2 separate regions of the Mus musculus genome follow, and region 2 is linked to region 1. A link is a loop called in an ENCODE intact Hi-C map of the cell type or tissue named here. Cell type or tissue: left cerebral cortex. All regions are shown on one strand. Each heading gives the region's core, and the rest is flanking DNA. Links, peaks and the distances in the headings are about the cores only. Region 1 holds the start of Fus (fused in sarcoma). Region 2 holds the start of Kat8 (K(lysine) acetyltransferase 8).

Region 1 (11,310 bases), core at 1,720-9,719:
TCCATCCGAGACCCAGCAGCTCACCAACACCTTCTGGCCTTTCCCCTCTCCTATACCACCTTACCTTCCTGAGGTGCTGCTAGGAGCTGGCTGTTGGCCATAGCCAGGGTAGGAGGACTGCTGCCCATAAGAAGATTGTGAACTTTGGCTGCTGCCATAGCCTCCAGTGGAACCATATCCCTGGGGAGCTGACTGAGTTCCATAGCCTGCTACAAAGAAAAAAGTTATAAGTACAATTTAAAAAAAAAAAAAAAAAAAAAGACCAGGTATGCAGTGCTCATTTTTAATCCTAGCATTTGGGAGACAGAAGCAGATCTCTGTTCAGTGTGAGGCCAAACTGGTCTACATATCCAGTTCAGGTCAAACACAGCTACTTAGTGAGAAAGAGGAGGGAGACAGGGCAAGAATTAGATTGGAAAAAAAATACACTTCCTGATTTAAAAAAAAAAATTTTTTTTTTTTTTGGTTTTTCTCTGTGTAGCCCTGGCTGTCCTGGAACTCACTCTGTAGACCAGGCTGGCCTCGAACTCAGAAATCTGCCTGCCTCTGCCTCCCAAGTGCGCCACCACGCCCAGCTAAAATTTGTTAATTTTTTTAAAGATTTATTTATTTATTATATGTAAGTACACTGTAGCTGTCTTCAGACACTCCAGAAGAGGGAGTCAGATCTCATTACGGGTGGTTGTGAGCCACCATGTGGTTGCTGGGATTTGAACTCCGGACCTTCGGAAGAGCAATCGGGGTGCTCTTACCCACTGAGCCATCTCACCAGCCCAAATTTGTTAATCTTAAAACAAACCTAGCCCAGTGTTTCACGGTGATCTTCAAAATCAGGAAGCTATCTCAAGCAAAAGGGGAGTGAGCTAGAGATGTAGTTCAGCCGACCGTGTTTACTTATCACACATACAAGTTCATTCGATCTTCAACAAACCAAGTATTAAAAAAAAAAAAAAAAAATAGTCAGGCGTGGTGGCGCACGCCTGTAATCCCAGCACTTGGGAGGCAGAGACAGGCAGATTTCTGAGTTCAAGGCCAGCCTGGTCTACAAAGTGAGTTCCAGGACAGCCAGGGCTACCCAGAGAAACACTGTCTCAAAAAAACAAACAAACAAAAAGAGCAAGTATTATAATACGTGCTTCTGCTCCCAACACTTGGAGGCAGGAAAATCAGAAGGCTCAAGACCATCCTCAAATATATAGTCAAGTATCTGGCCAGTCTCAGCTGCTAGGTCATCTCTGCACCCACCCACCCAATCCTTTATGACAGGTCTCACAGAATTCAAGCTGCCTCAACTTCTAAATCAGTGGTTCTCAACCTGTCAGGTGACACCTCTTTCTTTGAACATATCTGTTACCATTAACAGTATATAAAGTAGTAAGGAAAATAATCTTATAGTTGGGGGTCACACAAGATGAGGAATTGTATTAAAGGGTTACAGCTAATTCCATCTAATGGAAGGTTGAGAACCAGTCCTAAATGAACAAGACCCTGACTCTCCACCGCCACATCCCAGGTACTAAGATTACAGCAGCATTCCACATCTTCAATGTCACTAATATCACTGTTTAATAAAGGTTCAATTCCATTCTATCTGTCCTAAATCTAGACACCTGTGCCACTAATCATAACACAAAAGATTCCTACAAACTGCATTTTAATCTGTTTTTGTTTTTTTCAAGACAGGATTTCTGTGTAGCCCTTGGCTGTCCTGGAACTCACCTTGTAGACCAGGCTGGTCTCCAACTCAAGATTCAAGAGATCTACTAGCCTCTGCCTCCCAGAGTGCTGGATAAAGTTGTGTGTGCCACCACTCCTGGCCCTAACTACATTTTAAATGTGCTGATATGGAAAGAAAAATGTTTTGCCCTTGTGAGGTAAAAATGGCACCACCTCTGTGAATCACAGATTGTCAGCCAACTTCAAGAATTCCCAAGCAGACCATTTCCTTCCTATCCGTCATTCTAAACTGGTTCTCTCTTTAGCAAACTTGCTTTTTCACAAAAATAGTAAGCAGGAAGAAAATAGTCCAATATAAAATCAATTACAAATCAGTATTTTTGTTTTAAAAGAATGACTACAAAACTTTAGGGAAAATGTGGGAATTTCGGTATTGTTCAGGTTTAAGAAAAGTTAACATTCATAAAGAAATGAAGATGTGTTCTACTAAGAACTCACTGTTTTGGGTCTGTCCATAAGAAGAACCATAGCTGCTCTGGCCGTATCCTGAAGTGTCAGCTGACTGGCCATAACCACTGTAACTCTGTTGGCCATAGGGCTGACTGCTCTGTTGGGAGTAGCCCTGCCCAGGCTGGGTAGGATAGGCCCCGTAGCTACAAGAAAACAGACCAGTAATCTTCAACTAAAAGAATAAGAACAAAAGCATACAGAAATACATAAAACTCAAGTTAGATCAATCACCCTTGCTGTCTTCTAGCATCAGACCAGAAACAGTATACTCACCTTTGAGTTGCTTGTTGGGTATAGTCTGTAAAAGATGGGAAAGAAAAAGGTCTTAATTTTAGTTAAGAATAGAAATAAATTCTTCAACTTTTGTACTAGGCACTCCAGATGAAACAAATCTACAAAAACAGGCATAAGTTAGTTCCTCATGAGACAAAATGGCCAAGTTTTATTACAAAAAGCAAAGAAAGCACAAATTTCTAGACACCAATAAGTCTTAGACTTTTGTTCTGGGTAGAACCCAGGGCTTGCTTGGGACCCACTAAACAAGCGACCACTAAGCATGACAGCCACAGAGCTCTGTGGGTGGACTGGTTCTCTATCTAGAGGCAGGGTTTCTCTGCATAGAACTCACTCTGTAGACCGGGATGGCCTCCAATTTAATACATACAAAGCTCCATCTGCCTCTGCCTCCCAAATGCTGGGATTAAAGATGCCCCACATCGGACCGGGCGTGGTGGCGCACGCCTTTAATCCCAGCACTTGGGAGGCAGAGGCAGATGGATTTCTGAGTTCGAGGTCAGCCTGATCTACAGAGTGAGTTTCAGGACAGCCAGGGCTACACAGAGAAACCCTGTCTCGAAAAAAAACAACAACAACAAAAAAAAAAAATCCAACATCATGTCCTTTTTGCCTTTTTTCTTTTTTGAGACAGAAGTCTCGATTATGTATCTATCCCAGAATTCAATATGTAGACCACCTCGAACTCACATAGATCTGCCTACTTCTACCTCTTAGTCCTGAAACTAAAGGTGTGTGCCACCAAACCTGGCTCAATCTTTAAAAAAAAAAAAAAAAAAAAAAAAAAACTCAAAATACAGATCATCCCTTAAGTTTAAAAATCCTTTTGACTTGTTGCAGGTCTTTCCAAGGCCTGCAACACACGTCACCACATTTTATATCTTCACAGCAGCTCTGTATACAGGAAAGGTGGTATCACCGGATGTCAAGATTAACTTTGACAGTCAGCGCTATTACACAGTTGAGTTCAAGCCCAAGGAAGCAGCTAGAAGAATGGGACTCTCCAACCCCCAAATGGCATGGTGCTCCCAAGGTTCCCGACGTGTGGCTCCAAATAACTGAGCTCCCGCCTACCATGCGCACCCAAAGCAGACAGCACTTTCAACAATCTGGGAAGCTGTAGCTCAGCAGCTCCCTGCAGGAAACCCAAGCTCTACCCCCGCACTGGGACAAAACTGACAGCGAGAGGGTGTGGCCTCGGAGAGCGACTCCTCTGATTTCCTTCCGGCCTTAGGAAAACTCAACTCTGAAGTGGGAAACTCAGGCCGGGGTCCCTGACTCCGTTGGTCATCCCCTGGCGGTCCTCCCAATCCCACGGACACGCAGGCCAGCCAGGAGCTTCCGCTCCCGCTGCGCGGCCACGGAGGCGGGAAGAGGTGGCCCCGCCCCTTCCCAAGGGACCCAGCGAGCAGGGCGAGGCCAGCACCGGACCACAAGTCTTCCGCCGAGGGTCTCGCGACAAAAAAAAAAAAAAAAAAAAAAAAAAGAAGAAGAAAGAAAGAAAGAAAGAAGAAGAAAGAAAAAAAGAAAAAAGTAAAAAAAACGGACCAACTCCTGGCGGGGGGGAGGGGGGCCGCGGCGAGAAGGGGGAGGGGCCAGAGGAGCGCGTGCGCGCACCAAGTGCCCGGATGCAGCACTGCGACAAAGCGAGGCCGGGAACGGAGGGAGGGGAGGGGGTGGGGCGAAGCTGCGGAGACCCAGAGCTCCCTCACCCCGGTCACCCCACGTCGCCAGGCAGCGTCTCTCTCAACACTCGACTCAAGTGACCGGGCCAGGAGAGAAAACCCACGGTCTCCGCGCCAAAGGCGCCAGGGGAGCCAAACAAAATGGCGACACCGCCCTCCCCTTCCCTCCACCCGCTGCTTCCCGCCAGAGGTGGGGGAGCCCACTCGCCCGCCACCGCAGGCCCAGCCGAAAGCCAAAAGCCTTGCTGCGAGGGAACGAGGCCTCGCAGGGACGCGCCGTCGCCGCCTCGCGCTCCCACATACCGTTTGAAGCCATGTCCGCGCACGCGCGCAGCGCAGGCCGCCAAGCAACAAAGTTCCAGACGACCGCGAAGCGATGCCGCGAGGACTGAGCGGCCCCGCCTCCCGCGCCCGCCTTAAGTACGCCTGCCGCCTACGCGCCACCGGGACGTACCAAGTGGAGAAGCGCGAGGGGGAGGCACGCCCAGGTCCCCACCCTTCCCCGGGGATACGGAGAGCTCAGGAAGACAAGAGGGAAAACGAACTCGCTTTATTCCCAAACACTCGCACGCGCTTTCTCCTTGCGGCCGGTGGCTCTCGTCCGTCGCCCGGGGCTCGCCTTCGACACACCTCTACCCCACTAGAGGCAGAATGGTACGACCCGGCCTCCCGCTAGGGGCGGTGCCAGGGCCCTGCGCCCGAGAGCGGAACTGTGTAGTCAAGGCCTGGAGTCTCCGGGTGTGGGAACCGAAATCCTTCCGACCGGCCCAGCGGCTGGGCCCCACTTTCACTGGGGAAGATGCAGCATACTTTCGCTTGCCCTGGCCTAGCAACTGAGTCGAACGCAGTGTCGCTCTGGTCCTCCACATTCTCTCCTGACAGACAGCACACTGATCAGTCTCGTTTTTCACTTAGGAATGCCTCGGCTTGCTGTTCTTTAGACCTTAACAAGGTTTATAGATTGTGACGTTTAACCTGGAAGAAGATGAGCTTTAGTCTGGACCCTATGGCCCTAAGGCTGGTTCAACAATAACACATATGTATACAACTTAAGAGGCTTCAAACCCACAATTACCCCCCCCCTTTTTTTTTTTAATTTGGCCTCTCAGTACCGCTCAGTTGATCTCGAATCCTTGATCCTATTTGCCTTAGCCCTGTGCATCCTGGAATTACAGTCGTCCTGGTTTTCCCCCATCATCATCTTGTAAAGAAATCTGAGGAATGTAGCTTAATGATAGAGCGATCGTTTAGCCTGTGCATGACCCTGCCTACCTCTCCAGTCCCGGAGCTAGGCAGAGGTGGAGGGGAGATGGATCTTATGAGAGCAGTGAGCGGCTAGACTAAGAATGTGAATGAGGTACGAGGCAGTTCAGGGTCAGACCTTCTGATCTTTAAAGTCTAAGCCTGGGGAACTACAAAATGCTTCTTGGTTACAGGAAATGATTGAAAGCATTTAAAGGCATGAACACTTTTTGTCAGTTCAAGGACAAAACGAAATTCAAGGGGGTTGGAGAGACAGCTGCTCTAGAGAAACCACAGGTTCAATTCCTAGTACCCGAATGTGGGCAAACAACCAACTGTAATTCCAATACCAGGGACTCTGGGATCACAGAGATCAGGTAATTCATTTTGCAATGAGTAGGTTAGGATGGGTCTGAGGGAATGACATTTCTACTGGGAGTTTACCAAGTGGATAAGAACAAAAATGACGGGTTGGAGAGAGGGCTCAGCGATTAAGAGCACTGACTGCTCTTCCGAAGGTCCTGAGTTCAAATCCCAGCAACCACATGGTGGCTCACAACCATCCATAACGAGATCCAGAAGAGGAGAGGGGTCACCCTCTTCTGGAGTGTCTGAAGACAGCTACGGTGTACTTACATAATAAATAAATAAATCTTTTTTTAAAAAGATATTTAAAAAAAAAAAGAAGAACAAAAATGACCAAGCTTGACTGAGAACCTGCTCTGTGAAGCCACGTTAGCTGTATCCTGAGAGGGGGCATTGGAGAAAAGATAGACATTGTCCTCCTCTTAGGAACCCTCTCTGGCCCGCCCACGGAACAGTGTGGAGAGATGGTGAGAAGCAGGCAGGGGACAGGCAGGGAGGCAGCCTCTAGACTGCAGCTTGTCTGAAGATTGCCTTCCTCCTGGATGCAAGGAAAAAATAGGGATTGGATTTTACTCTGCCATGTGAAGGCCCAGGGATTGGATTTTACTCTGCCATGTGAAGGCCCTGCAGTCAGTATTGGACAGTCCAATCTCATGTCAATCAAAACAAGAATAAGTCAGATGTGATGGCTCAGTAGGAGGCTGAAGTAGGAAGCCTGCCATGAGTTCAAGCCCAATTTAGACCTTAAAGTGAGTTCTACCCAGCCTAGGTTAGTGTAAGATCCTTGGAAAAAAAACAAATATGAGAAAGAGAGCATACTGTAGATTGTATTATGTGATTTTTTTCATTTGTAAACCACCTTTTGGGGGACGGGGGGAGACAGAGTTTCTCAGTGTAGCCCTGGCTATCCTGGAACTCGCTCTGTTAGAACAAGCTGACATTGAACTCAGAGCTTCTCCTGCCTCTGCCTCCCAAGTACTAAAATTAAAGTTGTGTACCACCACAACCTGGCTTGTAAATTGCCTTTAACTGGGCCTGACCAAAATAAGTATAAATAAGTATTCTTTAAAAAAAAAAAAAATTGCCGGCCAGTGGTGGCACACACCTTTAATCCCAGCACTTAGAAGGCAGAAGCAGGCAGATTTCTGAGTTTGAGGCCAGCCTGGTCTACAGAGTGAGTTCCGGGACAGCCAGGGCTATACAGAGAAACCCTGTCTCCAAAAAAAAAAAAAAAAATTATAGCAAAGTGATGGTGGCACAGGCCTTAATCCTAGCAGAGGCAGGCAGATCTCTGTGAGTTCAAGGCAGGACGGGAGAGATGGTGCACCTATTCAGTGTGTAAAGGACCTGGCTTCAATTCCCAGCACATACTTTATGCAACTCACAACTACCTGTAACTTCAGCTACAGGTAAAAAATTGGAAAATTGGACCCTGAAGGCACTTGTACACATATGGCACACACACCACACACATATCAATCTATTTTTTAATGGTTTAGGATTTTGTTGTTGTTGTTGTTGTTGTTGTTGTTGTTGTTGATTTTTTTGTTTGTTTGTTTGGTTGGTTTGGTTTTTCGAGACAGGGTTTCTCTGTATAGCCCTGGCTGTCCTGGAACTCACTTTGTAGACCAGGCTGGCCTCGATCTCAGAAATCTGCCTGCCTCTGCGTCCCGAGTGCTGGGATTAAAGGCATGTGCCACCACCGCCCGACTAGGATTTTTTTTTTTAATTTTATGTGACTGTATGAGAATGTTGAATCTCCTGAAGCTGGAGATTACAAATAGTTGTGACCTGCCATGTAGGTGCTAAAAATTAAACCCTGATCCCTCTCTGGAGGAGCAGCCAGTGCTCTTAACCCATCTCTCTAACCTAATCTTTAATTTTTGTAAATAAATACAATAAGTTAACAATAGAGGAAAACAGCTGATGTTGCCCTCTGGCCTCCTACAAACCTCTCCCCTCCGACCCCATATACAGAGAGAAAGAGACAGACAAGGGGGAGGGGACCAGAGTTCTGCAGTGGTTTCCTTTCTCTCATAAATTATTCATACGAAACAATCTTGAAATCTATCTTAAAAAGTTAAAAATCAGGCTGGAGAGATGGCTCAGTGGTTAAGAGTGCCAACTGCTCTTCCGAAGGTCCTGAGTTCAAATCCCAGCAACCACATGGTGGCTCACAACCACCCGTAATGAGATCTGATGCCCTCTTCTGGTGCTGCTGAAGACAGCTACAGTATATTTAGATATAATAATAAAATCTTGAAGAAGGAGGAGGAGGAGGAGGAGGAGGAGAAGGATACATAAAGAAGGATACATAAAGAAGAAGAAGGAGAAGAAGAAGAAGAAGGAGAAGAAGGAGAAGAAGGAGAATACATAAAGAAGGATACATAAAGAAGAAGGAGAAAGATAAAAAGCAGGCCATCAGGTAGAGGTTCCTTCCTCCAGGCCTGGGGACTGAGCTCCATGCCCTGGACCCACATGGTGAAAGAGAGAACCAACTCCACACAGTTTCCCCCTGACTTCCATACTCTCACCACAGCATTGGCTTACCAACACACACATACACACAAAATAAGTAAGAAGAGTTTGAGACTATTATGAGCTATATTCAGTCTATTCAAAGCTAGCTAAAACCACAAAGCAGGGGGAGGGAAAACAAAGAAAGAAAGCAGCTGTGGGTGGTGGCACACACCTTTAGTCCCAGCACTCTAGGGCAGAGGCAGCAGAGCAAGAGTTCAAGGCCTGCCTAGACTACTTAGTGAGTTCCAAATTCTGGAACAAAAAAGGGATAGAAAAGCTAGGTATGGTGCATACACCATCTTGGCCTGCACTAGGCTCTTTGTCAAAGGGGGTCAGGGAGGGAATAAGGAAGAAAATAGAAGGAAAGGGAAGGGAGAGAAAAGAGAGAACCTTGAAAACTGATAGGAAAGCAGGGAAACCTGCCCCTCGCTCGGTTCAGGGTCTTTCCTGCACAGTGATGCTTTTTTGAGAAAGAAGGATACTTTTATTGGTAAGTTTGGGCTTCACTCACTTTCAGGTGAAGATGTCTCTACTCTGTTATGAGAGATGTGTCATCATATCACTTAAAAACCTCAGTCATGGGCTGGTGAGATGGCTCAGTGGGTAAGAGCACCCGACTGTTCTTCCAAAGGTCCAGAGTTCAAATCCCAGCAACCACATGGTGGCTCACAACCATCTGTAACAAAATCTGACGCCCTCTTCTGGTGTGTCTGAAGACAGCTACAGTGTACTTACATGTAATAAATAAATAAATCTTAAAAAAAAAAAAAAAAAAAAAAAAACCTCAGTCACAGGTTAAAGAGATGGCTCAGTGGTTAAGAGCACCGACTGTTCCTCCAGAGGTCCTAAGTTCAATTCCCAGCAGCTACTTGGCAGCTCACAACCATCTGTAATGGGATCTGATGCCCTCTTCTGGAGTGTCTGAAGACAGTGTACATACATAAAAATAAATAAGCCCTTTTTTTAAATGCATTTTTTATGTATATAAATACACTGTCACTGTCTTCAGATACACCAGAAGAGGGCATCAGATCCCATTACAGACGGCTGTGAGCCACCAAGTAGCTGCTGGAAATTGAACTCAGGACCACTGGAAGAGCAGTTAGTACCCTTAACTGCTGAGCCGTCTCTCTAGCCCCCAAATAAATAAATCTTTTTTAAAAATTAAAAAAAAACCCTCAGTCACTTTGGGAGCTGTGAGTGGTGATGTACTTTTAATCTCACTGCTCAGGTGACAGAGGCAGGAAGACCTCTCTGGGTTCCAGACCAGCCTGGAAGACATGGAGAGACCCTGTTTCAAACTGGAAAAGAGAATGTAGAAGCTGAGCGTGGTGGTGCACGCCTTTAATCTTTAATCCCAGCACTCAGGAGGCAGAGCCAGGCGGATTTCTGAGTTTGAGGCTAACCTGGACTACAGAGTGAGTTCCAGGACAGCCAGGGCTACACAGGAAACCCTGTCTCGAAAAACCAAAAGAGAGAGAGAGAGAGAGAGAGAGAGAGAGAGAGAGAGAGAGTAGAGAAGAAGGAAACCTCACTATAAAATCAGAGATATAGGCACAGCTTGTTTCAGTTCACAGAGGGGAATAATGTAGCTTTTTGCTCAACAGGATGAGTAAGTGGTACATTTTCTGTTGTTGACAATAAACTAAACTCTGTAAGTCAGTCTCCAAACAATTTGGAAGTATTTTGATAGTCATATCAAAATATATCTAACTGTGGAGAAATTGTTGAATTATAGTTTATCAGAAGTTTTGAAGTTCAGAAGCCATATTGACATATTAATGGCTCAAGAAATTTTTAGCCTGAGATAATACTGCCCAAAACCTGGGAGGCAGAGGCAAGAGTACCACAGCAGGTTCAAGGCCAGCCTGGTTTACAAACAGAGTTTCGGGCCACCCAGTGCTGCATAACAAGACCCTATCTCAGAAACAAAACCAAAATATATCAAATCCACACTCTGGCTGAGAGCTTTCCCGTGTGATTTCTCAGTTGCTAGCCATGGACCTCAGGCAGGCATCCTGTCATTGAGGGGCCTCCAGCCCTTCTTTATGCAGCCTTTAAAGATTTATTTATTTCATGTATGTGAGTACACTGTCGCTGTCTTCAGACACACCAGAAGAGGGCATCAGATCCTCATTACAGATGGTTGTGAGCCACCATGTGGTTGCTGGGAATTGAACTCAGGACCTGTGGAAGAACAGTCAGTGCTCTTAACTGCTGAGACATTTCTCCAGCCCTTATGCAGCCTTTAATGAATATATATATATACATATACATATATATATATATATATATATATATATATATATATATATATATATATATATATAATTTTACACTTGTTGATCTAGTGTGGGGGATATGTATTGTATGGGGGATGTGATATGTGTGTGTAGTGTCTATGGTGTGTTTGGCGTGTGGTGTATATGGTATATGTGTTGTGGGTGAGGTGGGTGAGGTGTGTGTGTGTGTGTGTGTGTGTGTGTGTGTGTGTATGTGTGCGCGTGCGCACATGCGCGCGCGCGCGTGTGTACTTAGCCAGTTTGTGGCAGTCAGTTCTCTTTTTTCACCATGTGGGTTCAGGGATGGAACTTAGGCCACCAGACTTAGCTTCAAGCATCTTTGCTCAATGAACCATCTTGCCAGCCCATCTGTGTAGTATTTTTGGTTAGTTGGTTGGTTGGTTGGTTGGTTTGGTTTGGTTTTTCTAGACAGCATCTCTCTGTGTAGCCTTGGCTTTCTGGAACTTGCTCTATAGACCAGGCTGGCCTCAAACTCAGAGATCCACTAGAAACACCTGCCTCTGTCTCCCAAGGGCTGGAATCGAAGGCGTGTGTGCTTAAAGTCATTTCTGTAGTACTTTCCAGGAATATTATTTAAGGAACTTACTGAATATTTGACTACATCAAAAAACATACTAATTAAAATATATTAGAAAGTTTCAAGATCTAGGGAACTTTGCTCTGGCTTTTGTCTTAAGCTATTTAAGTATTTTCAAAAGGAAAAAGATGTGTAA
Region 2 (11,310 bases), core at 1,328-9,327, 53 kb after region 1:
GTGCTCGTTATTGCCATAATACAAAAGAGGAAACTGAGGCACAAGAAGAAAAATCTTGGGGCTGGAGAGATGGCTCAGCTGTTAAGAGCACTGTCTACTCTTCCAGAGGTCCCGAGTTCAATTCCCAGCAACCACATGGTGGCTCATGGCCATCTGTAATGTGATCTGGTGCCCTCTTCTGGCACACTCGGGTATACCTGCAAGTAGAGCACTTGCACATCTTGCCCAGGTTCACAGAACTGTAAAACAAAAGAAGCCCTGGGCTGGCCCAATTCCAACAAAGACTTTTCTCTTCAGGTGTTTCTTTAAACTGCATTTTTCAATGTTCACAAAACAAAACTCTTTTTGTGAATGCATTAAAGAACTACAAAACCACTATTTTTCTTCAATGTTGTAATTTATTTAGAATTAAACATTAATTAGAACAGGGCATGGTGGTACATACCTGTATACCAGCACGTCTGAGGCAGAGGCAGGGGAACCAGTTCAAGGTCATCTTTGGCTATAGACCAAGTTTGAGCCCATGTCTCAAAAAAAAAAAAAAAAAAAAAAAATCCAACCAATCAACCAACAAAAATCTCCAATAACTATCGAACCTTGCTGAGAGTTGAATCACTCATCCATCAATATCCAGCCCACTCTGGTCTACCTGCTGACTAACAGTCACTCCATTCAAGCCAGAGAATAGCATTTTAAACCTGTGCTGTCCAAGAGAACAGCCATTAACTGCAAACGCTATTCCATCTCAAATTCATGACAATTGAAAAAAAAGTTCTAGTCAAACTGGACATGTACAGACTAGTACTGAAGAGCCACAGGTGGCCAGAGGAGCTACTGTATTGACTAGCGACAGCCCACAGACCACTTACAACAGTGCACTAGACAGTGCTACCCTAGAACCGGAGCCTTTGTAGCTTAGGGGATGGAAAAGAGTTCTTACTAACACACACTGGCACTGCAGCCAGCTGGAACGTCTGTGTACACATACATGCATGGATTACAAGTCAAACAAAACTGCCTCTAAACAATACTTACCCCACAAACATTTCAAAGGGATGGAGAAATGGTTGAGAGTTACAAGTATTTGTTGCTTCTGTGGAAGACCTGAGCTCAGTTCCCAGCACCCATGGGCCCCACGGTAGTCACAGCCATTTTTAACTCCAATCTCAGGGAACCCAATGCCTCTTCTAAACTCTGTGGCACTGGATCCACACGCATACATGCAGGCAACACTCATACATATAAAGCTAAAAACCATTACAAAATGTAAATGTTATACATACCACACCAAAACAAATTTCCAGCCTGGTGACAGAGTGTCCAGAGAGACAAGCATTGTTGCGCTGTGTTTGCTAAGAGCTTGCGAGGAATCGCACAGCTGTGCAGTGGCCGCTCAGGACGGCTGACATGCCTTAGCTTGTAAATCAATGCAGGAGTGTGGGTCTGCTCCATTTCTGGAATTATTCCTTTCTCTCTTCCATCTCTTCTCTAAGCTATTTTCCTTAGCACTTCTGGCTTCTCCCCAGACATTTTGGGTTTCCTTACTCCTTCCTCTAAAACTTTACTCCCTGCTGGGCAGTGGGGGCGCATGCCTTTAATCCCAGCACTTGGGAGGCAGAGCCAGGTGGATTTCTGAGTTCGAGGCCAGCCTGGTTTACAGAGTGAGTTCCAGGACAGCCAGGGCTACACAGAGAAACCCTGTCTCAAAAAAAATTTAAAAAAAAAAAAGAAAAAAGAAAAGAAAAGAAAAGCTTTACACCCTGGCAGTGGCTGACTGTCCACCATGTGTCTAACCTCTGTGAGATTCTGAACAGCATGATTTTTCCCTAAACTTGACAGCCCACCTGCCTTGGGGTTTTTCTTTTAAACTGTAATAAATCTGTCAAGCTTCCAAAATAGAAAGAAGGAGGGAAGGAGGAAGGGGGGAGGGAGGGAAGGAGGAAGGGGGGAGGAAGGGAAGGAGGAAGGGGGGAGGGAGGGAAGGAGGGGAAAACACAATCCCCAGAAACAGTCTGGCTAGAAGAGAGTTCAGGGCCATCCTGGGCTACAGTCTCAAAAGACCAGAGAGCCAGGCTTGCTGACCCCTGTAATCCTTGGATTACACTTGGGAAGTAGGCACAGAAAGATGAGGAGTTCAAGGCCAGCCTTGCCTATGTAGGAAGTTTGAGACTAGCCTGATTACAGGAGACAGTCTCACAAAAACAAAAAGGGTTACTGCCATGGCTCGGTGGGTACTGGACTTGCCACGTAATCCTAGAGACCAGAGTTTGATCCCTGGATCCTAATTAAAGGTAGGACTGACTCCACAAAGTTGCTCTATGGTCTCCACATTCTCAAACCATGGCACACATAACCCCTCCCCCCACATACCATGCATACACACATAGAAGCACAGGAACATATCATGCATATACATACATATACTAAATATTTTGAAATATATGTATATATACACACATACACTAATAACACACATACTTTGTTTCTGCTTTTCAAAGATTCCTTATTTTGGATACCTCTGTAGGATGTGTCAGGTAGGGCCTGGCCCCTAAGACAATGTAAATCCTACCAAGACTTCTAGACCGGCCTGTGCTCCCTCTGGATATTGAGATGCTCTGCAATAGCAGGTGAAGTAGATTAAACCTAATACTCTGGCTTTCAAGCCAAGAAGCTTGAGCTTAACCTCTCGGAGCCTGCCTCCTCATACACAAAACCAAGGATTTGCCCCGTGGTGATAAAGGCCAGGGAGGCTTGGATGAGATCGTCCAGTGCTCGGCGTGGGGATGGATAGCAGAGGAAATGACGTAATTTTAGTTTCTTTCCTTCCCTTTGGACTTCAAGTTTGAGTTCCAGTCCTAACTGTACCGTTTCCTTACTGTGAGAGAACAACCCTCTTCTCTCTATAAGCTGAGGATTTTTTCATATGTGAATAAACGAGAGAAAAACCCTGGCATACTACCAGCTTTCACATGGGAGTTGCTATGGCTTTGTTGTGATGGTCCTGAGAAGGGAGGGGCCAGGACCTTCTGCACATGGTTGATCTCATCATGCTTTCGCTTTTGGTTTCGAGTGATCTTGCGCTCTGGCTGCTCGGCCAGCTCACTCAGGTATTTCTCAGAGTTCTTCTGCACGGCATCCTTCACTGTCTTGGTCAGTGCGAGTCGGTTCTTGTCCACCCATTCGTCCAGTCGCCTGTTAACTGTTAGGACGCACCGTGAGGGACTGACTGACTGCCTCCCTCCTTCCACCCAGGCCCCAGGGCCCCAGGCACTCACAGCCCACATAGTGAACATAGAATTCTTCTCGGCCTTCCTGGTCATTCACTCGAGACTGGATCACTTCTGCTGAATCTGTCAAGAAAAAAAAAAAGGGGGGGGGATCTGAGGGGTAATTTCCAGATCCATCTGTCCACACCTGCCATTTACCCTGTAAGGTGAGCCAGGTTAGGACTTGGGGGAGGTACAGGGGGTGTTACAGAGGACCAGAGATTTGAAAACTGAGAAAACCTGGTATTTAAGCATGTTTAAGACTACCTCCAAAGTCAGTGCTCATTCACTCATTTGGGGGCCATGAGAGCTGGCTGGGGATTAAGACAGTTTAAGCTTCCTTCACATTTCCTAAATGACTGTAGCCCCATGGTTTGACTTTCTGAGCTTTAGTTCCTTCATCTGGAGAATACCTAAAAGGGTGACCATGCTTTAGTCTGTAGCACAGGGACAGATGCAGAGATGTCTAGAAATTAATGCTCGTCTGGCGCTCCACTATGTAATGCTGGCCACAGTGAGAAGATACAGTGAGGAATCACAAGAGATCTTGTTCTCTAGTGTTTTCCCATTGACAGAGAAAGGCAGATAATTTTAACAGTATGGCTGCCGGGTGTGGTGGCGCACACCTTTAATCCCAGCACTTGGGAGGCAGAGGCAGGCGGATTTCTTCTGAGTTCGAGGCCAGCCTGGTCTACAGAGTGAGTTCCAGGACAGCCAGGGCTACACAGAGAAACCCTGTCTCGAAAAAACAAAAAACAAACAAACAAAAAAACCCAGTATGGCTGAGGTACGAAAAAGAAAAACGTGCCAGACCATGCAAGCAACTGACTTTGCCTGAAGGGGTCTAGAATGGGATCACCACAGGAGATAAAGAGACTAGGGGGGCTGGTGAGATGGCTCAGTGGGTAAGGGCACCCGACTGCTCTTTCAAAGGTCCGAAGTTCAAATCCCAGCAACCACATGGTGGCTCACAACCACCCTTAATGAGATCTGATGCCCTCTTCTGGTGTATCTGAAGACAACTACAGTGTACTTACATATAATAAATAAATAAAATAAAAAAAATAATAAAAAAAAAAGAGAGACTAGGGGCGAGAGAGATGGCTCAGTAGTTAAGAGCATTGACTGCTCTTCCGCAGGTCCCGAGTTCAAATCCCAGCAACCACATGGTGGCTCATAACCATCTGTAATGAGATCTGAGACCCTCTTCTGGGGTGTCTGAAGACAGCTACAGTGTACTTACATATAATAAATAAATAGGGGCTGGTGAGATGGCTCAGTGGGTAAGACACCCGACTGCTTTTCCGAAGGTCTGAAGTTCAAATCCCAGCAACCACATGGTGGCTCACAACCACCCAGAATGAGATCTGACTCCCTCTTCTGGAGAGTCTGAGGACAGCTACAGTGTACTTACATGTAATAAATAAATAAATTTTAAAAATAATAATAAAAAATAAATAAATAACTTTTTAAAAAACAAAAATTAAGAGATGAGTAAGAGCTAGCCAGGAAGACATGAGATTACTTATAGCAAGAGCAGGTGATAAAAGGCACATAAACACATAGTTTTGGCGGGCAGAGCAAGATTGGTCTGGCAATAGCCCTTACTAGAAGTGCCTAGAAACTGGAAAGGTCTCAGACACCTTTAATCCCAGCACTTGGGAGGCAGAGGCAGGCGGATTTCTTCTGAGTTCGAGGCCAGCCTGGTCTACAGAGTGAGTTCCAGGACAGCCAGGGCTACACAGAGAAACCCTGTCTCGAAAAAACAAAAAACAAAACAAAAAACAAACAAACCCAGTCTAAGGAGTTTAATTATGTTTTGAGACAAGGTCTCTCTATGTAGTCCTGGCTCTTCTGGAACTTGCTATGCAGACCAGGCTGGCCTCAAACTCACAGCCTTCCCAGGGCTGGGATTAAAGGTGTATGCCACCATGACCGACATTTATTCGTTTAAATTAGATGTATTTATCGTATTAGGGGGTGGGGGATACTCTTATATGGATTCTGAGGGCAAACAGTAAGAATCATTGTCTCCTTCTACCATGTGGGTCCTGGGGACAGAACTCAAATCACCAGACTTGGTGACAAATACCTTTATGTCCTGAGCCATCTCAGCTCGGAGTTTATTTTGAAGCCAGCAGCTTGAGGTTTATTTTGAAGAGGGAAAGAAAAGGAAGAAAAGATAAGGAAGATAAGGAAACGTGTTTTTAGGAACTGGGCTGTCCTCTTTGCTGGCGATGAGGGGGCAAGAGAAATGTAAAGACAGACAACAAAACACCAATGAAGGAACAGATATAGCAAAAAAAAAAAAAAATGAAGCCTGAAATCGAACCAGAGTGAATGTTCACAGGCCAACTCTGTATTCAGCTGACTGGTGGCTTTACAGGTGAAAACAAGCATGGCCTGACTCCAACCTCCAATTACAAAGTGGGCTTCTCAGCTCCCGAAATCCCGCCTTCTTACCTGAGTCACCACCCTGGCCCCAAGACTCCCAGCCCCACAGAGCGCCCATTCCTAGGCCATGCCCATTCCCTAAATCCCGCCCCTAGGCCCTGGGCCCCGCCCTCACGCCAGGTGCTATCCGGCCGCCGGCACAGGTACGTTTCTCCGATCTCCACGGTGACTTCTGGTTCGCCACGCGCCGGAGTCGGCGGAGAGACCCGGCCCGGGGACCGGGCAGGCCCCTCGACTGCTGCATTTTCCCCCGGGCCGGGCTCTCCCTCCCCTACAGTTCCTGAAGTTGTTGCAGCAACTGCAGCTGTAGCTCCCTGTGCCGCCATTGCTGTGCCGGAAGTGACCGGCCAGAGAGCCGCTTTTATTTCCGGATCAGTGGGGGCGGGCATAGTCTTGCGTGTTGGAGGTGGGGAGGTTGTGACGTGGCAAGGTTTTGTTTTGTGCGTACTGCGTGTGGCTGTTGTTGCTAAAAATTGGCCCAACTTGAGACAGGGTCTAATTACAGTCCTAACTGACCTGGAACTCGCTATGTAGACCATACTGGCCTCGAGATCCACCTGCTTCTGCCTTTTGAGTCCTGGTATTTAAAGACGTGCACCGCCACACCCGGACTTAGCTATTTTTGTGGAGTTGTTTGTTGTGACATAGCCCGGGCTGCCTACACACTTGCTGACCTAGCTCCTCCTGCCTTGGGTTCCCGAATGCTGGGATTAAAGGCGAGCATTCCTATTTCTTGAGAAAGGTTCTCAGAGGCTAGCCTGAAATTCATTGAACGTGCAGCAGTATCCTGGGGATTACAGTTGTACTCTATCACTGAATTAAGTTTTATGGGATGCTTGGGGCCAAAACCCAGGGCTTTTTATATGCTACCCACTCTATATTTGCGTCTCTCGCTCAGGGTGGGAGCAAAAACCAGTTGAGACAGGAAAAGAACAGGTGTGCCAAATAAACTACCTTCAAAATAAACTTACTCACTCTTTCTCTCTCTTTTTTTTTCAAGACCGGGTTTCGCTGTGTAGCCTTGGTTGTCCTGGAACTCACTCTGTAGACCAGAAATCTGCCTGCCCCTGCCTCCCATGTGCTGGAATTAAAGGCCTGCACCACCACTGCCCGGCAACTTCTTTTCTCTTAAGAATTTCATGTAGCGGGGCTGGAGAGATGGCTCAGCAGTTAAGAGCACTGACTGCTCTTATGAAGGTCCCGAGTTAAGACCCCATGGTGGCTCACAACCATCCATAACAAGATGTGACACCCTCTTCTGGAGTGTCTAAAAACAGCTACAGTGTACATGTATTTACATATAATAAATAAATAAATCTTTGAAAAACAAAAACAAAAAACCTCGAGCGTGGCCAGGGAGAACCTTGAGTGGTTGTCTAACCTCCACCTTTCAAATGTTGAGGTTAGGATGGCACCACACCAGGTTCATGCACTGCTAGAGATTGTACCCGAAGCTTCATTAATGTTAGGCAAACACTACCACTGAACATCTCCAGCCAAGAAGGGTTTGAGCAGGGAGACAGTGCCTGGAGAATCTGTAGTGACACTCCTCCAAGTACAGAATACCAATTCTCTGAGACTCAGTAAAGGTTAAACCATATATACATATGGTTAAGTCATAGCTTTATATAAGCTATATAGCAGCATTCAAGGTAAACTTATTGGTAGATGAATTGGAGTAACACATGTCTAATTTGCTGTTTAACTTCACCTTTCTACACACACACACACACACACACACACACACACACACGTGTTTTCCTTAATTACTGTATTGGGGCACCGGACACCTTTAATAGCTTGCCCAGTGCATACTACTTTAGGAACTGCGTTGTGGGCGAACTAGTCGATGAAAAGAAGCAGCACTGTAAGACCTTTGTTTTTTAGGGATGATAATGCCAGCCAGTTCCTCCTTAGCTGGCTTACTGGAATAAAGCTCCTTTTCTCACGCTCTATTGTTGAGACTGACTGGCTCCTGCCACATGGTTTTACGTACCCAGCATGCACTGGTAACTTTTACAGTAGCACACAACAGTGTGTTGAGTCAGAGTAGGGCTGGATAAACATCTCATTTAGACATTCTCTGAAAGTTCTTTGATTCATAATTTGGTGATCAGTTTTCATAAGGTTTCTTTTTTTTTTTTTTTTTTTTTTTTGGTTTTTCGAGACAGGGCTCCTCTGTATAACCCTGGCTGTCCTGGAACTCACTCTGTAGACCAGGCTGGCCTCGAACTCAGAAATCTGCCTGCCTCTGCCTTCCGAGTGCTGGGATTAAAGGTGTGTGCCACCATGCCCGGCTTTCGTAACAGTTCTTGAGAGGGGCAGCTTGAGGTCAGAACTCAGACACTATGGTCCAAGAAATATCTGACCGTTGTGTATCTATGTGAGATGGCATTGGGAATAGAATAGATCCTTTTGTGTGTGGCACTGAGGGAAAGCTGGCTGGATGATTCGGCATGCACTGCTCTTGTCGACAATCTCAGCTCTGCTTCCACAGCAAGCAGCTCACTACTGCCTGTAACTCCAGCTCTAGGGGATTCGAAACCCCTCTGGACTCCACAGGCCATCTACAGCAATGAGCACAAACCCACAGGTAGACACACATACAAAAAATAAGAGAGAAGGCACTAGGAAAAACTGGTTACTTTGCTGTTGGGCAGTAAAGAAGTTCAGAGCAGGATAATACCAGGTGCCCGGCACCCTAAGAATGAGAAGATACAACCAAAGGACACCTCCCACTCTAGCCCTCTTCAGGATCATTACAGCTTTTGCCCAGGCTTCTACCTCACTTGACACTTCACCTGACATCTTCAGATGATGTCCTTCCTAAGTAAGGACTAGCCTAGGCATAGTAAATACACCATGCTGTCCCCATGCCAGGGCCAACCATGATTAACATGTAAATCCAACTGTTTTTTCCAGAACTTGGGGGCTGTGCTGAGACACCCTCTACTTACTGTTATTGTGTTTATGAGTATGAACCTACATGTGTGCAGGTGAGAAGACTTGGCAGGACTCACGTAGTCCTCTCCTGCGATAAACTCTAGGAGATACCTTAGTGGCAGGTGCCTTTACTGCCGAACCATGTCGCTGGGCCCGGATGCTTTTTGTTGCTTCTGATGCTGTATCTGTGTTGTTGCTCTCTGTGGTTAACCTGTACTTTCATTCCTTTTTTTTTTTTTTTTTTTTTTTTGGTTTTTCGAGACAGGGTTTCTCTGTATAGTCCTGGCTGTCCTGGAACTCACTCTGTAGATCAGGCTGGCCTTGAACTCAGAAATCCGCCTGCCTCTGCCTCCCAAGTGCTGGGATTAAAGGCGTGTGCCACCACCCCCGGTCTGTATGTACATTCAAAGACTAGAACATGAGGCTCTTCTCTGACAACTACCCGTTAAGACAGGGTTTTGCCAAGCAGCCCAGGTTGGCCTTGAACTCGTGATACTCCTATGTAAGCATCACTAGTACTAGGACCACAAGTGTGTACATTTGATTCTACCTGGAAAGGCTAAAGTTTTCAGTGTAGGAATTTCTTCCATCCCAGCGTCAAGTGAGGGAACTGGTTACCATGGAGCCTCACTCTCTTATGTGTACCTGAGGGACAGTGGACTAGCTCTGGACTTCTCATTACAAGTCATTTCCTTGACCTCTCCCCTTTCCTTTCCTGCTTCTCCTACTCCCTTTTGGGAGTCCTACCAAGCAGGTCCGTAGGTCTTACACAGCGGGGAGAGTTACTCTTGGTTCAAAGTTCACCTAAAGTTCTGTTCCACACACTTCTGGTCACCGTGCTTTCTGCCCAAGTCCCTGGTCCTCCCTAAGACAACTTCTCCGTATCTGTCTGAGGTAATCAGGTCTCTGCATAACCTCATGCAATTCTTTTTGCAGCCACAGTGGGCAGGCAGTATTTTTAACCTCATGCAAGCTCAGGAATCAGGTGGCTTACAGACTGCCCAGTCTAGTGACCTTTACCTCTCAAACCCACGGCTGCCAGGAAGGGAAGAGTCGGGCCTGAAGCTAAGTCTTTTGGGGCCTCTGATAGCGTCTGGGGCCCAGAAAGACTTGTTCAATGAGCCCAAGTTGCCAAAGTCACTCTCACTCTTGCCAAATCAAATAGGCAAGAACCTTGAAATCACTTCTGCCACAGTGCCAGGACAGCCAGAGACTGGACATGACCAGGTTAACTCCCAAGGCCTAGGGAATCCAAAGGGGGCAGAAACAAAGCTCGCCTGCCCTCCCAACATTTGGGGCCCAAGAGGGCATTCAAAAATGCAAACTTTAATAAGCAGCAGGTCAAATGAGGAGTCCTCAAGAATGAGCAGAGCAGAGCTGGTATCAGAGGCCTCAGAGGCACCTGCTTCCTCCCCCCAAGGCCGGGAGGTAGAAAGCAGTGAGCCCTGCTGAGGAGGAGTGGTGCCCAGCTCCATCTAAGTCCACCTGTCTGAGGCCCTAAGCTCCATAAAGCGAAGTGGCAGTCTGTGGAGCCCAGCGGCCCCCTGCCAGGCCTAGGAGGTCCTCCGAGGAGTGTGGCAGGCTAGCCGGCCAAAATCCACCATTAGATTCTGAAGCTTTCCTCCCGACCATCAATGTGGCGGAGCCGTAGGTAGACATCCGTGCCAATGCCCTGCAGGGACTGCAGCTGCAGGGAGCCACCAAGATACTCTGCATATGCCCTGGACGTGGGCAACCCGAAGCCAAAGCTGGGAGCAGGGGATAGGATAGGGGTGTCAGAGGCCTGCGAGTCCTGGTTTACCCCTTCCCCCCATATTGGGAAGGTGGGGCCTTACCCATGCATAGGTCCTGACTGGCCACCACTGTGCATATCCAGGTGGCCGAAGAGGGGGTTGATTCGGGGGTCCTGGGTGCTGGCCTCAGCTGTGGTGAAGTGGTAGTCCATGACCCGATCCAGGTCCTTATGAGCGATTCCTCCACCCCGGTCTGAGATCCTGGCAGGATGTCAAGAACATGGACTTGGTCAGGTCTAATAGGTCTCACCCTAAGCATACAGTGCTGGGTCTATTCCTATTGTCTCTAAAGGTGGAATGTGACTTTATCATCTTCTACACTCACATCTGCCTGGGCCGCAGACTGCTTCTACTGTCCCATACAATTTGACATTAACTTTTACTCTCAGCAAACACCATCTCCCAACTGCAGGTTCCTCCGCTGGCCCCAAATCCATAATATACAGCTCCTGGCAATCTTAGGATCAAATATCTTTTCTGACCAGGTCCACGTCCCAGATCAGGGTAGGTTCTGGCTTAAGGTCCTGCAGCAAGCTAGAAATGGTGCCCAGGATCTTCATCCAACCCAGCCCGATTCTATCTGAGCAAACCTGATGATGAGATCAATATCATTATTGGCGATGGTGATGACCACATCTGGGACATTGTAGGGAGTGTCTAGGTGACTCTCCATTGTGGCTCTATTCAAAAGAGAAAGACCACCATGAGGTGGTGCCCAAGTTAGTCGCCTTCCCACCCTCCACCCCCATCCCCAAGCACAACCAGCCAGCCCACCTCATGGCATTCTTGAGCAGCTCAGGCAGGATATAGTCCAGCGGCATGGGAATGAAGGGGAACCGGGCAGCCACATGTCC

Evidence for each region. Peaks named below come from ENCODE experiments on the same cell type or tissue, not always from the same donor. Only the 100,000 strongest peaks of a DNase experiment are listed, where the experiment ranks them.
Region 2: it touches region 1 in a loop (4-fold over the local background); 2 of 42 quality-filtered maps call a loop at or near these places.

What each region holds. Positions count from the first base shown.
Region 1 is chr7:127,960,737-127,972,046 of GRCm38, reverse strand. It overlaps Fus (fused in sarcoma), which reads right to left and starts at 4,568. Exons shown (of 15, transcript NM_139149.2): 1 at 4,470-4,568; 2 at 2,461-2,485; 3 at 2,176-2,330; 4 at 65-209. The coding sequence starts at 4,482. In left cerebral cortex, for the core only: a CTCF peak has its summit at 4,816; DNase peaks (open chromatin) are centred at 3,679, 4,607, 4,830 and 5,392; H3K4me3 peaks cover 3,100 bases; H3K27ac peaks cover 1,893 bases.
Region 2 is chr7:127,907,268-127,918,577 of GRCm38, reverse strand. It overlaps Bckdk (branched chain ketoacid dehydrogenase kinase), which reads right to left. Exons shown (of 12, transcript NM_009739.3): 9 at 11,231-11,310; 10 at 11,047-11,136; 11 at 10,499-10,657; 12 at 8,914-10,411. The coding sequence ends at 10,267. Kat8 (K(lysine) acetyltransferase 8) reads right to left here and starts at 6,061. Exons shown (of 11, transcript NM_026370.2): 1 at 5,836-6,061; 2 at 3,276-3,350; 3 at 3,024-3,199. The coding sequence starts at 6,046. In left cerebral cortex, for the core only: a CTCF peak has its summit at 4,628 (motif pointing left); DNase peaks (open chromatin) are centred at 5,856 and 6,099; H3K4me3 peaks cover 1,441 bases; H3K27ac peaks cover 1,261 bases.